3 separate regions of the Homo sapiens genome follow, and all the other regions are linked to region 1. A link is an interaction called in ENCODE POLR2A ChIA-PET data of the cell type or tissue named here. Cell type or tissue: PC-9. All regions are shown on one strand. Region 1 overlaps LOC105374080 (a long non-coding RNA gene). Region 2 overlaps ITGB5 (integrin subunit beta 5). Region 3 overlaps MUC13 (mucin 13, cell surface associated).

Evidence for each region. ChIA-PET counts read pairs that join two places held together with the same protein. Peaks named below come from ENCODE experiments on the same cell type or tissue, not always from the same donor. Only the 100,000 strongest peaks of a DNase experiment are listed, where the experiment ranks them.
Region 2: POLR2A ChIA-PET joins it to region 1 with 8 read pairs; 2 of 35 experiments call an interaction of 5 or more read pairs at or near these places.
Region 3: POLR2A ChIA-PET joins it to region 1 with 6 read pairs; 3 of 35 experiments call an interaction of 5 or more read pairs at or near these places.

What each region holds. Positions count from the first base shown.
Region 1 is chr3:125,380,078-125,384,077 of GRCh38, reverse strand. LOC105374080 (a long non-coding RNA gene) reads right to left here. Exons shown (of 3, transcript XR_924427.3): 2 at 1-135. Among named protein-coding and RNA genes, the nearest start is that of ZNF148, 6.8 kb to the right of the region's middle. In PC-9, no CTCF peak of the experiment used is centred here; a DNase peak (open chromatin) is centred at 2,137.
Region 2 is chr3:124,865,132-124,869,131 of GRCh38, reverse strand. The region is part of intron 2 of ITGB5 (integrin subunit beta 5); the gene reads left to right. Among named protein-coding and RNA genes, the nearest start is that of ITGB5, 20 kb to the left of the region's middle. RefSeq lists an enhancer at 1-429. In PC-9, no CTCF peak of the experiment used is centred here; no DNase peak of the experiment used is centred here.
Region 3 is chr3:124,917,276-124,921,275 of GRCh38, reverse strand. MUC13 (mucin 13, cell surface associated) reads left to right here. Exons shown (of 12, transcript NM_033049.4): 5 at 987-1,042. Among named protein-coding and RNA genes, the nearest start is that of MUC13, 15 kb to the left of the region's middle. In PC-9, no CTCF peak of the experiment used is centred here; no DNase peak of the experiment used is centred here.

The sequences.
Region 1 (4,000 bases):
TTTCTTGCCTCAGTAAGCCACAATCACCCGGTTGCTCAAACCAGAAACCTGAGAGTTGTCTTTGTTTTTTCAACAAATATTGATGGAGCACCTACAATGTGCCAAACTGCTTTAGGCTCATGGATAGTGACATTCCTGTGGGAGACAGACAATGAGGATAATCGACTATAATAGTATGTTAGAGTGCTGCACACACACACACACACACACACCCATACACACGTCTCACAGTAAGTGCTGTGGGGAAAAACTGAGCAGGCAGAAGAATGTATGTCACAGTACATGAGTTGTAACATTAGGTGGTGAGAATAGACCTCTCCAAGAAGGAGACACTTGAAGAAAGAGAGGTCTATGCTATGTGAATATTTGGGAGAAGAGCATTTCAAGAGGGGACAGTGAGTGCAAATGCCTTGACCAGTGCCTTAACTGGGGGTTTGGGGAACAGCAAGGTGGCCAGTGTGGCTGGAACAGAGCGAGACAGAGGGAGATTTTTAGTGATGAGGTTAGTGAGGCACCCAAGCCCAGGTCATGGACAGCATTCCTGGCCATTGTAAGAAGCCTGGGCTTTACTCCGAGTACAATAGGAAGCTGTGGAGGGTTTGCAATGGAGAAATCACATGATCACTCTGGTTACTATCTTTAGAGTAGGTTGTAGAGAAACTATTCCTCTTATTTTTATCTCTTAGCCCCCAAATCCTACTTTTCTCACTAAACCCCATTTATTTTACCTCTTAAATATATCTTGAATCCATCTAGTTCTCTTAATTTCTATTTTAACTACCTAAGTCAAGCCAACAGCAGCCTTCATTGAATGATTCATTCAGTCAGTCATTCAACGAATACTTACTGAGCAGCTATTATGTTCTAAGCACTATTCCTATTCTCTATGCTTGGAACACAGCAATGAACAAAAATAAAAAAGAAAAGAAAAAAGAAGAGACCAGCCTATGTGGAGCCTACATTTCTCCCTCAGATTTATTGCTTTTTAAAGAACTTCACTTAAGTTGTCTTAGGAACTTATTTGGTTACTTGCTCATTGTATCCTCTCCTCACCAGAGTGTAAATGTTGTGAGATCAGGCACATTATCAATTTTGTTCACCAGCCATATTCTCAGTGCGTAGAATAGCACCTGTTACATAATATGTACTCAATAAACACTAATTGAATGAACAAAATACTGCAACAGACTCCTAATTGGTCTGTTTCCAGTGACTTTTAAACTTTCTTTGACTTTGACCCACAGTAAGAAAAATATTTTGTGCTGTAACCTAGTAACACTTACACACATGCATACATGCTTATAGATGCATATGTAAAATTAAAAGTATTGTTACATGTGATGCCATCTGATTGTATGTGAAGCCGTCTGATAATATTTATTGTATCCTATTATGTTTTACTGAAAAAAAACTCTGCCAGTTACAACTTAAAGAAAATTAAAAAAAAAATTTTTTTTGAGATGGGGTCTCACTGTGTTGCCCAGGCTGCTCTTGAACTCCTGGGCTCAAGTAATCTTCCCACCTCAGCTTTCCCAGTAGCTGGGATTGCAGGTTGCACAACTGCACCCAGCACAACTTTAAATTTGATTTCAGAATCCACTCATGTGACTTAACCAGAAGTTTGGCAAATACTGTCCTTATCTATTCTCCACAACCAGAGTGCTCTTTCTAACCTAGAAGTATTCTTATGTGACTTCCCTACATAAAAGCTTTCCATGGCAATCTGTCAGCCTCAGGCATTTTTGCCCAAACGTCAGTCATTCATGGTTGTTCATGTACCAACTATAATCTAGGTAGTATTCTGTCAGTTGAATTACTTTTGTCAGTCAACCTCATCCTAAGCAAAAATATAAGATAAGCAATGTGTTGCATGTATGAAATAGATCTATATCTATCTATCTATATATTTTCTATGCGTGTTCACCCCATTAACTACAAAAATTAAAAAAAATAGTATTCTGTGTACCATCTAAGATCTTCTTATCATCCAGCCACACTTTGGGAAAGACTGTTCTTGGGATAAAGGAAGGTCAGATACCTCAACTAAGTCCACAAGGCACTCTGGAGCTTGCTGGTGCTTTCCACTGCAGTATCATTTTTTTTTTCTTTTTTACCACTTCCTGCATGCATTCATTCGGAATGACTCGCAGGTGCCTGAACACACTGAGCTCCTTTTGGCACTAGGACTCTGCATATGCCATCTCCTTCCTCTGCTCAGGACTCCACCAGTACCACCCCCTTTCATGTCTCAGCTAAAATGTCATGTTGGGGAAGCTGTCCTGGCCCGGGGCTGCACAGGTCCTCTTCCAGTGTCCTCCTCCAGCGTCCGGTGCTCATCTCTATATTAGAATGTATCACCCTGCAGTGAAGCAGTTTATTCACCTGTTTTACTCCACCAACTGATGGTTGTAAGCTTCTGGCCTAGAAGAGTATTTTATTTACCACAGTATTTCTGGTATTTAGTATAGTCCCAGACATTCAATAACAATTTGTTTGATGAATAAAAGAACAGATGTACGGATTTCTCAATGGACTGAATATCCCTGACACTCAGCTCATTGCCTGACACATACTAGGTATTCAAAAACCACGATTGAGCAATTGAAAGAAGTGAGGGCTCATTCTCACCCTAGCTACATTATCTATTTACTTATTTATTTATTTTTTGAGATAGAGTCTTGCTCTGTCACCTAGGCTGGAGTGCAATGGTGATCATAGCTCACTGCAGCCTCAACTGCCCAGACTCAAGCAACCCTCCTACCTCAGCCCACCAAGTAGCTGGGACCACAGGCATGCATCACCACACCCGGCTAATTTCATTTTTAAAATTTTTCTTGACACAGGGTCTTACTCTGTATGCCCAGGCTGGAGTGCAATGGTGTGATCATAGCTCATTGCAGCCTTGACTTCCCAGGCCCAAGTGATCCTCCCACCTCAGCCTCCCAAATAGCTGGGACTACAGCCATGTGCCACCATGCCCAGCTAATTTTTTGATTTTTTGTAGAGATGGCGTCTCACTATGTTGCTCAGGCTGGCCTCAAACTCTTGGGCTCAAGCGATCCTCCCACCTCCCAAGGTGCTGTGATCACAGGCATGAGCCACTGCGCCCGGCCTCCTCCATTAGTTTACAGCTTCTCATGAACTTAGAACGTGTCTTAGTCTTCTTTGAACCTTAACACTGTGTTCTTACACAGCTACATACTTTTCTTCAGGAAGTGTAAAATGGTTGCCTTCGTGAAAAATCAAGTAGGAAAGAAAAGGTAAAACAGAGTTAACCCCAATGCTTAATTCTTGTGTCTTTGCCTGTTTTGACCTTTTCCCCATATCTTCCCCTGTGTCCCTCCAAACCACAGTTACTGCACAGCTGATAGGCTTTAGTGCAATCCTGTATCTGTTTTATCCCTTTTGTGGTGCCATTTGTAGCTCTTGGCATGTGGGTTTTAAATAAATATTTAAGCCGAATATTGGCAAGTTAGAAAGATAGTAATGGAGGGAAAATGGACGCTTTTTCTCTGTGTTGAATTACTACATATAACAGGGTAGTTTTGATATACTTTGATGAGCCCAGAATTCTCACATGCTTTTTAATTCAAATCATATTGAGAGTAAAAACAAGAAATAAAAAAATCATTTCTGCATTATATTGCACCATCTTGGCAATAAGCAAATTGTGAGATCTCTGAACACTCTGGGATGGTAAAAATTGTTATTATTTCTCTCTTATGAAAACCCACAACTTTAATACATGAATAGTTAACTTGTCTTCATTCTGGTTAAACTTTGGGAAAGAAGAGATAGGCACTTGATTCACTGGTGTTGGCCGGATAGAAAGTAGCAAGCATCCTTAAAATAGACCAATGTCATCAGCCTTATAAAATTGTTGAGGCAAAGATTATGCTCAGAAATAAAATATCTGAAAAATGGCAGTTTTTTTTTGCAGGTTAATTTTTTTTCCTAGTGCCATCTACCTATTGCATACCCTTTTTATTCCCCATGGAAA
Region 2 (4,000 bases), 510 kb after region 1:
TTCCCAACCTATGAGGATGAATCCCATGGTACATTCCATGGGGATTCTCCTGCTCCAGATCCCATGAAGACTTACCCTTATTGTACTTGAAGTGGGCATGAGGATTCCTTATCCCTGCAGTTCACATTCCTTGTAACCTAATTCCATGCCTGCTGGCCACGTCTCCTCCCACAGGTATCATGTATGAGTCCATCAGTGTCCTTTCCCACCACTCCCTGCACGGTGCTCTTGCTGGTTCTCTCTTAGTTGGCTCTGTGTCACATCAGCCCTGGCTCTCTTGCTTTTGTTTACTTTTTTTTTCATTTTTAATCATTTAGTTAATTTATTTTCGGAGACAGGGTCTTACTCTGTTGCCCAGGCTGCAGTGCAGTGGTGTGATCATAGCTCACTGCAGCCTCAATCTCTCAGACTCAAGTGATCCTCCCACCTTAGCCTCCCGAGTAGCTGGGACTATAGACCTATTCCACAACATCCAGGCAAGTTTTTGATTTTTTTTTTTTTTTTTTTTTTTTTGGTAGAGAACAGGTCTCACTATGTTGCCCAGGCTGGTCTCCAACTCCTGGGCTCAAGTGATCCTCTCACCTTGGCTTCCCAGTGTGCTGGGATTACAGACAGTGAGCCACTGTGCCTGGCCTCTTGCCTTCATTTTCTCACCATGCTTTACCTGAGGGTTTCAGACTTACTTTCTGCCCTCATATCCAGAGTCGCCAGACTCTCCCCTACTCTGAGACCAGGATGTATGGGTCACTGCCTGTCTTGGCCTGTCCATGCTGCCCCTGCCTCTCTGCAGCACACTCTCTACCTTGTTCTAGACAGCCTTGGCCGCCTGCTTCTCAGCCCTTATGGTGCTGTTTGTACAGCACAGCTTAAGACACATGTATTAGTCTGTTCTCACATTGCTATAAGGAAATACCCAAGACTGGGTAATTTATAAAGGAAAGGGGTTGAATTGACTCACAGTTCGCCATGGCTGGGGAGGCCTCAGGAAACTTACAACCGTGGTGGAAGGTGAAGGGGAAGCAATGCACCTTCTTCACAAGGTGTCAGGAAGGAGAAGTGCTGAGCAAAGGGGGAAGAGCCCCTTATGAAACTATCAGATCTCAGGAGAACTCACTCACCATCAAGAGAACAGCATAGGGGAAACCGCCCCCATGATTCAGTTACCTCCACTTGGTTTCTCCCTTGATATGTGAGGATTATGGGAATTATAGGGATTACAATTCAACATGAGATTTGGGTGGGAACACAAAGCCTAACCATATCAACACACAACAAATCCCAGCAGTTTATGATCTATTTTGTCCATCATTTTTTAAAATGGACATTTTGTTTCCCCTCTAACATTGTAAATTTTACAACCTAGCCAGTTGTCATGAGGAATGTGCCTGGAGGAGAGTGTGCGGATGCTTTCAAGCAGGGCCTAGGGGTAGCCCACATTCTTCCTACTAGCACTGTTGCCTAAAACCCAGCCACATGGCAATGCCTAACTGCAATGAGAACTGGGAGACTTGCTCTAGCTTTGTGCCCCAGAAGAAAGGGAGAATGGGCTTGGTGTACTGGCAGCTTATGCTCGTGTCACTCGCAAGAGGACAGTGGTTTGGGAGAAGTGGGCAAGGCTGAGGGATCAGTGCTCCCTGTGAGAACAGAAAGCAGGGTTGGGGAAAGCAAGAAAGGAGGCAAAGGCAGACAGAGAGATTGCACTTAGGGTTTGCAGAAGTTGGGAGGTTGTCAGGGTGTGAATACGAGGCTCCGTGAAATGGTGTGGCTGTGGGCAGTACCAGGCTGCTGTGAAATCCGGGAGAAGGACCAGGTTAGGCAAGGCCACCACTGTGGAGCTGAATTCCCACAGGGAGAAGAACAGTGAGGCCATGGATGCATGGAAATGGGGTCGGGCATGGGAGAAGACTAGTGAAAAGAACAGTGAGGCCATGGATGCATGGAAATGGGGTCGGGCATGGGAGAAGACTAGTGAAGTCTGGGCTGGGGTGAGCGGTCTTTGCCTGGGGAAGTGGATGTGGAGAAGAAGCAATGAAGCATCAGTAGGATTGGAGGTAGGAGCATGAGGAGGGAGACAGGTGAGAGGCTGGGAAGCAAGATGGGCCAACTGAAATGAAAAGAATCAATATTCAATCCAGCTCACATAAACTATAGATTCTTTAAAGAACATCTCCTTGTGGTCAGATTCAATGAAAGAAATAATATTGGCCTGTTGTAGACACTTCATAAATATTTGTTCAGTGAATTAATAAGTCCATTGAAAGCTGGCAGAGGGATTTCTCCATCCCCCAGGCAGGGAGTATACGTGGCAGTGTGTTGCTGGCACACAACACACATCTTGGTTGTCATCAGCTACCTTCCCCTCAAATCCCTGAGGGTTCTGCCAAGTTGGAGCTGCAGGTGTGGCTGGTCAGGGGGCCAGGCCCTGCCATATCCCAGCCAGAAAGGTCGGCCTTAGCAAGAAGCCAGCTCCCCGCCTGTGTCCACTTCTCCCCTGGGCTCTCTGCCTTTTTCCCAGTTTGTTTTCTTCCCTCTTCATCCCAGGGATTGGGCATGCTGGCCTCCTTTCTTGCTTGGGTTCCTTTTGTTCAAGGGCCTACAGTTTCTCAACTCTTCTACTCTGTTTCAGAAACAAACAAGAATTTGTCTTTTCCCCCAAAACAATCACCCTCACCTTTTTAGAGTTTTAGCCTTCAGCAATGGTAGGCAGGATGGCACTCAAATAATGTAATGTCTGGTCTGGCATAGAGGAACCTGAATGCACTGGCTGTGATGCTGGACAGCCAAGCACCCATTGAACACTAGCTTTGACTGCAGGGTAAGAGACCTTGATTAGCAAAAAATATGTAGGGAGCTGGGCATGGTGGCTCATGCCTGTAATCCCAGCACTTTGGGAGGCTGAAGCGGGTGGATCACTTGAACTCAGGAGTTCAAGACCAGCCTGGCCAACATGGTGAAACCCCATCTCTACTAAAAATACAAAAATTAGCCAGGCATAGCAGTCCCAGCTATTCGGGAGGCTGAGGCATGAGAATCACTTGACCCCAGGAGGCAGAAGTTGCAGTGAGCCGAGATCATACCACTGCACTCCAGCCTAGGTGACAGAGCGAGATTCCATCTCAAAAACAAACAAACAAAATATATATGGAGTCAGGTGTTAACATATTATAATAAGTAGCAGACCTCATCTTATCCTCCATGTAACAGTGATGATGGGGTGAGTGAGCATGGTGGCTTACAATAAGTTGCAAACACCAGTGTTGTAACAAACTAAAAACAATCTAAATTTTAAACACCTCTCTTTTCTCTTTTATATTATTACCACTTAGTAACTAAAAGCAGCAAAAGGCCAGGCATGGTGGCTCACGCCTATAATCCCAGCACTTTGGGAGGCTGAGGCGAGAGGATTGCTTGAGCCCAGGAGTTGTAGACCAGCCTGGGCAACATAGTGAGACCTGGTCTCTACAAAAAAAGTAAAAAATCAGTGGGATGTGGTGGCACCTGCCTGTAGTCCCAGCTACTTGGGAGGCTGAGGTGGGGAGACAGCTTGAGCCTAGGAAGTTGAAGCTGCAGTGAGTGGTGATCACGTCACTGCACTCCAGCCTAGACGACAGAGCGAGACCCAGTCTCTCAAAAAAAAAAAAAAAAAAAAAGAAAAAAGCCGCAAAGGACACTTCAACTTTCTATTGCCATTCTGCTGCTTTTCCCCTTTGGAGAGTTTGATAAGGGCATTTCTGGAGACCAGGGATCAATGCTTTGTTTGTGTACAGGAACCTCTTCCAGCATAGAGCATGGGGAGCATCTGCAAGCAGTTGTGTTGTGGCCCATTAGAAGCCCATCCTTCTTGCTTGGGTTCCTTTTGTTCAAGGAACAAAAGGTTGCCATTTTTGCCTGTTGAGATGAAGTCTCCCCTCCTCTTCTATAGGTTGAGGCTCCTCTGTACCTGTTTCTCTGCAAAAGGATATTTATCCCTCATGTTTGGTAGGTAACAGATCTCTGAATT
Region 3 (4,000 bases), 460 kb after region 1:
CAGGAGGCTGAGGCAGGAGAATCTCTTGAACCCAGGAGGTGGAGGTTGCAGTGACCCAAGATCATGCCACTGCACTCCAGCCTGGGCAACAGAGTGAGACTCTGCCTGGAGAAAAAAAAAAGGAAGTAGAGATGGAGAGACATTTTTTTAAAGCTGAAGTCTTATTCCATGACAATGTCTCTCAATTTGAAATTATATCACTATTAGAACTGGTAACATGTAAAAAATGTATCGTGGAAATGATTTTACAGATGGTGCAAAGAGAGCTAGTGCTTCCGACTGCACAGCCAGCCAGTACGTGACAACGCTAGGATAGGATCTGTGGCTGCTGTCTCACAGAGTTTGCTCTGTCCCTTTGCCATGTCACCTCTGCCCTGTGGGCCAGCTGGCAGTGACTTGCCCTCTCATCTTGGATCTGCTTTCAAATGTGCCAGCACGGATGTTTTCAGTACATTGAAGACAGCAACATCAATGTGGTCCTACTTCCAGGGAACCCCTGAAGAACTTCATGTGGCTTTACTGAGCAATGGTCACTTAGCACTACTTTCCCCAAACTTGACTTTGAGTGTGAGTGTCACAAAAGCCCCCTCCAGTTACAGGCCTTATGCCCCGGTCTTCAGAGATCAGATTAGATACTTGATCTCAGTCAGGGTTTGATGTTCCTGGGGGAACCAGTGAGGGGATGAAGCATTCTTATAGTTTCTGGGAGATTTGTAATCCAGAAGGGATGCACCAGAACTCCCTTGCAACCATTAGAGTAGAGTTAGGAAAATAGAGACAACTTACTTTCTTCAAGGTCCTCTTAGCAGCCTTTGTGGGGGCAGTCCCAGCTCAGACCCTAAGAAGTCTCCCAGGGTCCATTTTCTACCCAGTTGGATCCTGTTAAAAGCTAGATAGAGCATTATTTTTTTCTGCCTCATTTGATTTGTAGAAAATGTGAAAAAAAAATTTTTTTTACTTGTTATTAAATCTGTTTTCCTCCACAGTTTAAAGATGTATTTGGCACATCTGTTTATGGACAGACTGTAATTCTTACTGTAAGGTAAGTTTGTTATGGACAATTTTGGAGGCAGATGTGTGTCTGTCTAACTTCCGAGCTTCTCTTGAGGTCTGCATGTAACATTAAGGCCCTCTGTGGCAAGTCACAAGTTAAGAGGAGAGGGTCAGTCTCAGTCTGAGCACTGCAAAGGGGACTGTGTGCCTTGGCCCTGCCTCTGATGTCACCCCAACTCTGGGCAGGGCATGGCCTGGGGAAGGCAAAATTCTGTCTGTGATTGGCTATGCAACAACTTGTGCACATGGTCCAGGACATCATCTGGATCTCTTTGTTTGTCTTGATCCCATGGCTGCAAACCATATCTAGTCAATCTCTGGAATGTGCATTCCAGTGGGCCGGGGGGAGACTGAATGGCCCGTGATCATCTCTTCCCTCATATGGCAAGTGTGAGGGGGACAAGAACACCCAAATCACACTCCTGGCTAGAGAAGGGTCAGTGGTGAGCTTTCTGCAGTGAGAACAAGCACTTATTGAGCACTTCAATATGTAATGGCAAGTGCTGGGTGCTATTTAGGGAAACAAAGAGGCAGAAGATTCTCAAGAAATTAGCAATTGCATCTCAGCCTCCTCTGGAGCACATTAATACACACGTACTTAGGCTGAGGAAAGAATGCTCTAAGACAGATGAAGTTAGGTAGGAAAAGCAGCCCTCGTGTAGCAATGCACCATTTACATCTTAAGTCTTACTATTGTATTTATCCTTATAAGCCATATCAAATCCTTTGTGAAGGCCAGACATGGTGGCTCACATCTGTAATCCTAGCACTTTGGGAGACTGAAATGGGAGGATCACTTGAGGCCAGGAGTTCAAGACCAGCCTGAGCAACATAGTGACATTACATCTCTACAAAAAAAAAAAAAACCATTTTTTTTTTTTTTTTGAGATGGAATCTCACTCCTGTCATGCAGGCTGGAGTGCATTGGTGTGATATCAGCTCACTGCAACCTCCACCTCCCAGGTTCAAGCGATTCTCCTTCCTCAGCCTCCCAAGTAGCTGGGATTATGGGTGTGCACCACCACGCCCAGCCTAATTTTTGTATTTTTAGTAGAGACGGGGTTTCACCATGTTGGCCAGGCTGGTCTCGAACTCCTGACCTCGTGATCCACCCGCCTCGGCCTCCCAAAGTGCTGGGATTACAGGTGTGAGCCACCACTCCCAGCCTAAATAAAAACTTTTAAAAATCTTTGGTGGAATAAGAGAGAGAGAGAGAGTATGTGTATAAAATTTCAGAGAGGTATTTTAAAAGTGATGGATTTCTAGCTTGGTCTTGAATGAAGGGCAAGTCTGGTTGGCAGTGAAGAGGCACAGTTTTCATGGTGGGAGGCTGGCAGCAAACAGACAGGCTGGGCCCAAACACAGTGGCTCTGAAGCTGGAGGTGTACAGCGGACAGCTGCTGGAGGGCTGTGAATTGTTTCTGGGAATTAGGTTTGGTTTAGTGGACAATAGCCAGTTCATGTGTAGGGGATGACTGGATACAAACAGGAATGGTGAAATTGGAATGGAGTTAGCTAAGCCTGTACTTGAATCCTGGCCTTGGCACTTTGTCCCTGAGTGACCAGGCAGGTGTTCTAACCTCTCGGAACCTTTGTCACTGCCTCTGTATAATTGGGATAATCTGATCAACTTCCCTGGAGCCTTGTGAGGAGTAACTGAGATAAAATTTGGAAGATTCCCTGTATGCAGTGCCTGGCACATAGTTGATTTCAACATCATCTGTTTCCTTTCTAGAATATGGGACCCTGCAGTGTGATGGACAGCTGGTCCCACAAGGTCATTTGGGGGATCCCCAAAACTGTGGCACTCCTTTGATTCTTAAGGAGTTACTAAAAGGGAGCCAAGGGTGTTTGGAGGCAAACCTTCACCTGTGAGCTCAGAGGCATGGAGGGAACTACTTCCCCCACCTCAGGGGCCAGTGCAGGGCAAATGCACCTGGGGCTCACCTAGAAAGGCATTTCTTAGGCTCCAGCCCAAAATTATCTCTCCACTCTGACTCCCCAAGCTCTTTCAGCCCCAAATTGTCTCTCCCCTCTGACTCCCCAAGCTCTTTCCTACTATAGCAATGTTGGAATTGGAAGGATCCTCAGAATTTCTCTCTTTAAAACCTCTCTTTGGACAGAGGAAGAAACTCGGGCCTGGAGAAGCTGACTGGTCTCGGGCCACAAGGGTCCGGACCTCCTGTCTTAACTCCAAGCCTAGTGCCCTCGTCATTTATACTCAAGTGTGCAGTGGCTCCAATGTTCCCTTTAACCGTTTCACAGGTGTAACGTCTTGCCTCTCCTGAATTAGTGTATAAACTGGTAGATTCTTTTAATGAATAAATTATGGATGGCATTTGCTTTCCTAGTCCCAGTGCAAAGCTATGCCATATATTTCAACCAATATAGAATAATTTTTATCAAGTACACCTTTCTCACTGCCCTATTACATTCCACTGCCACTCCCTGCCGCCTCCCCCGCCCCCGCCCCCGCCCCACCAAATCCCATCATAAATGAATTATGGTAGAAAATATTAAATTACAATGCTGAAGCCCATTACATTTTTTGGGCTCCCTTTTGAGATGATTGTGCCTAAAAATGGAATTTGATTCATGTTTTGGATTTTTCTTGATTGTTCTGAGGACCCAAGGTGGCTGCAAACATTGCTTAAATAGGTTGGCTATATTTTCAGGCTTCTGCATTTATTCGAGAGTCAAAATGAAATTTTAGCTGGGCACGGTGGCGCGTGCCTGTGGTCCCAGCTACTTGGGAGACTGAGGCGGCAGGATAAGCTGAGCCCAGGAGGTCTAGGCTGCAGTAAGACGTGATCTCACCACCGCACTCCAGCCTGGTGACAGAGCAAGACCCTGTCTCAAAAAAAAAAAAATGTCAAAAAGGTGTATAGAAAAAAACATTTAGACAACAAAAATATATCCTGAGGCTTAAAAGCACAGAGCGACAAAT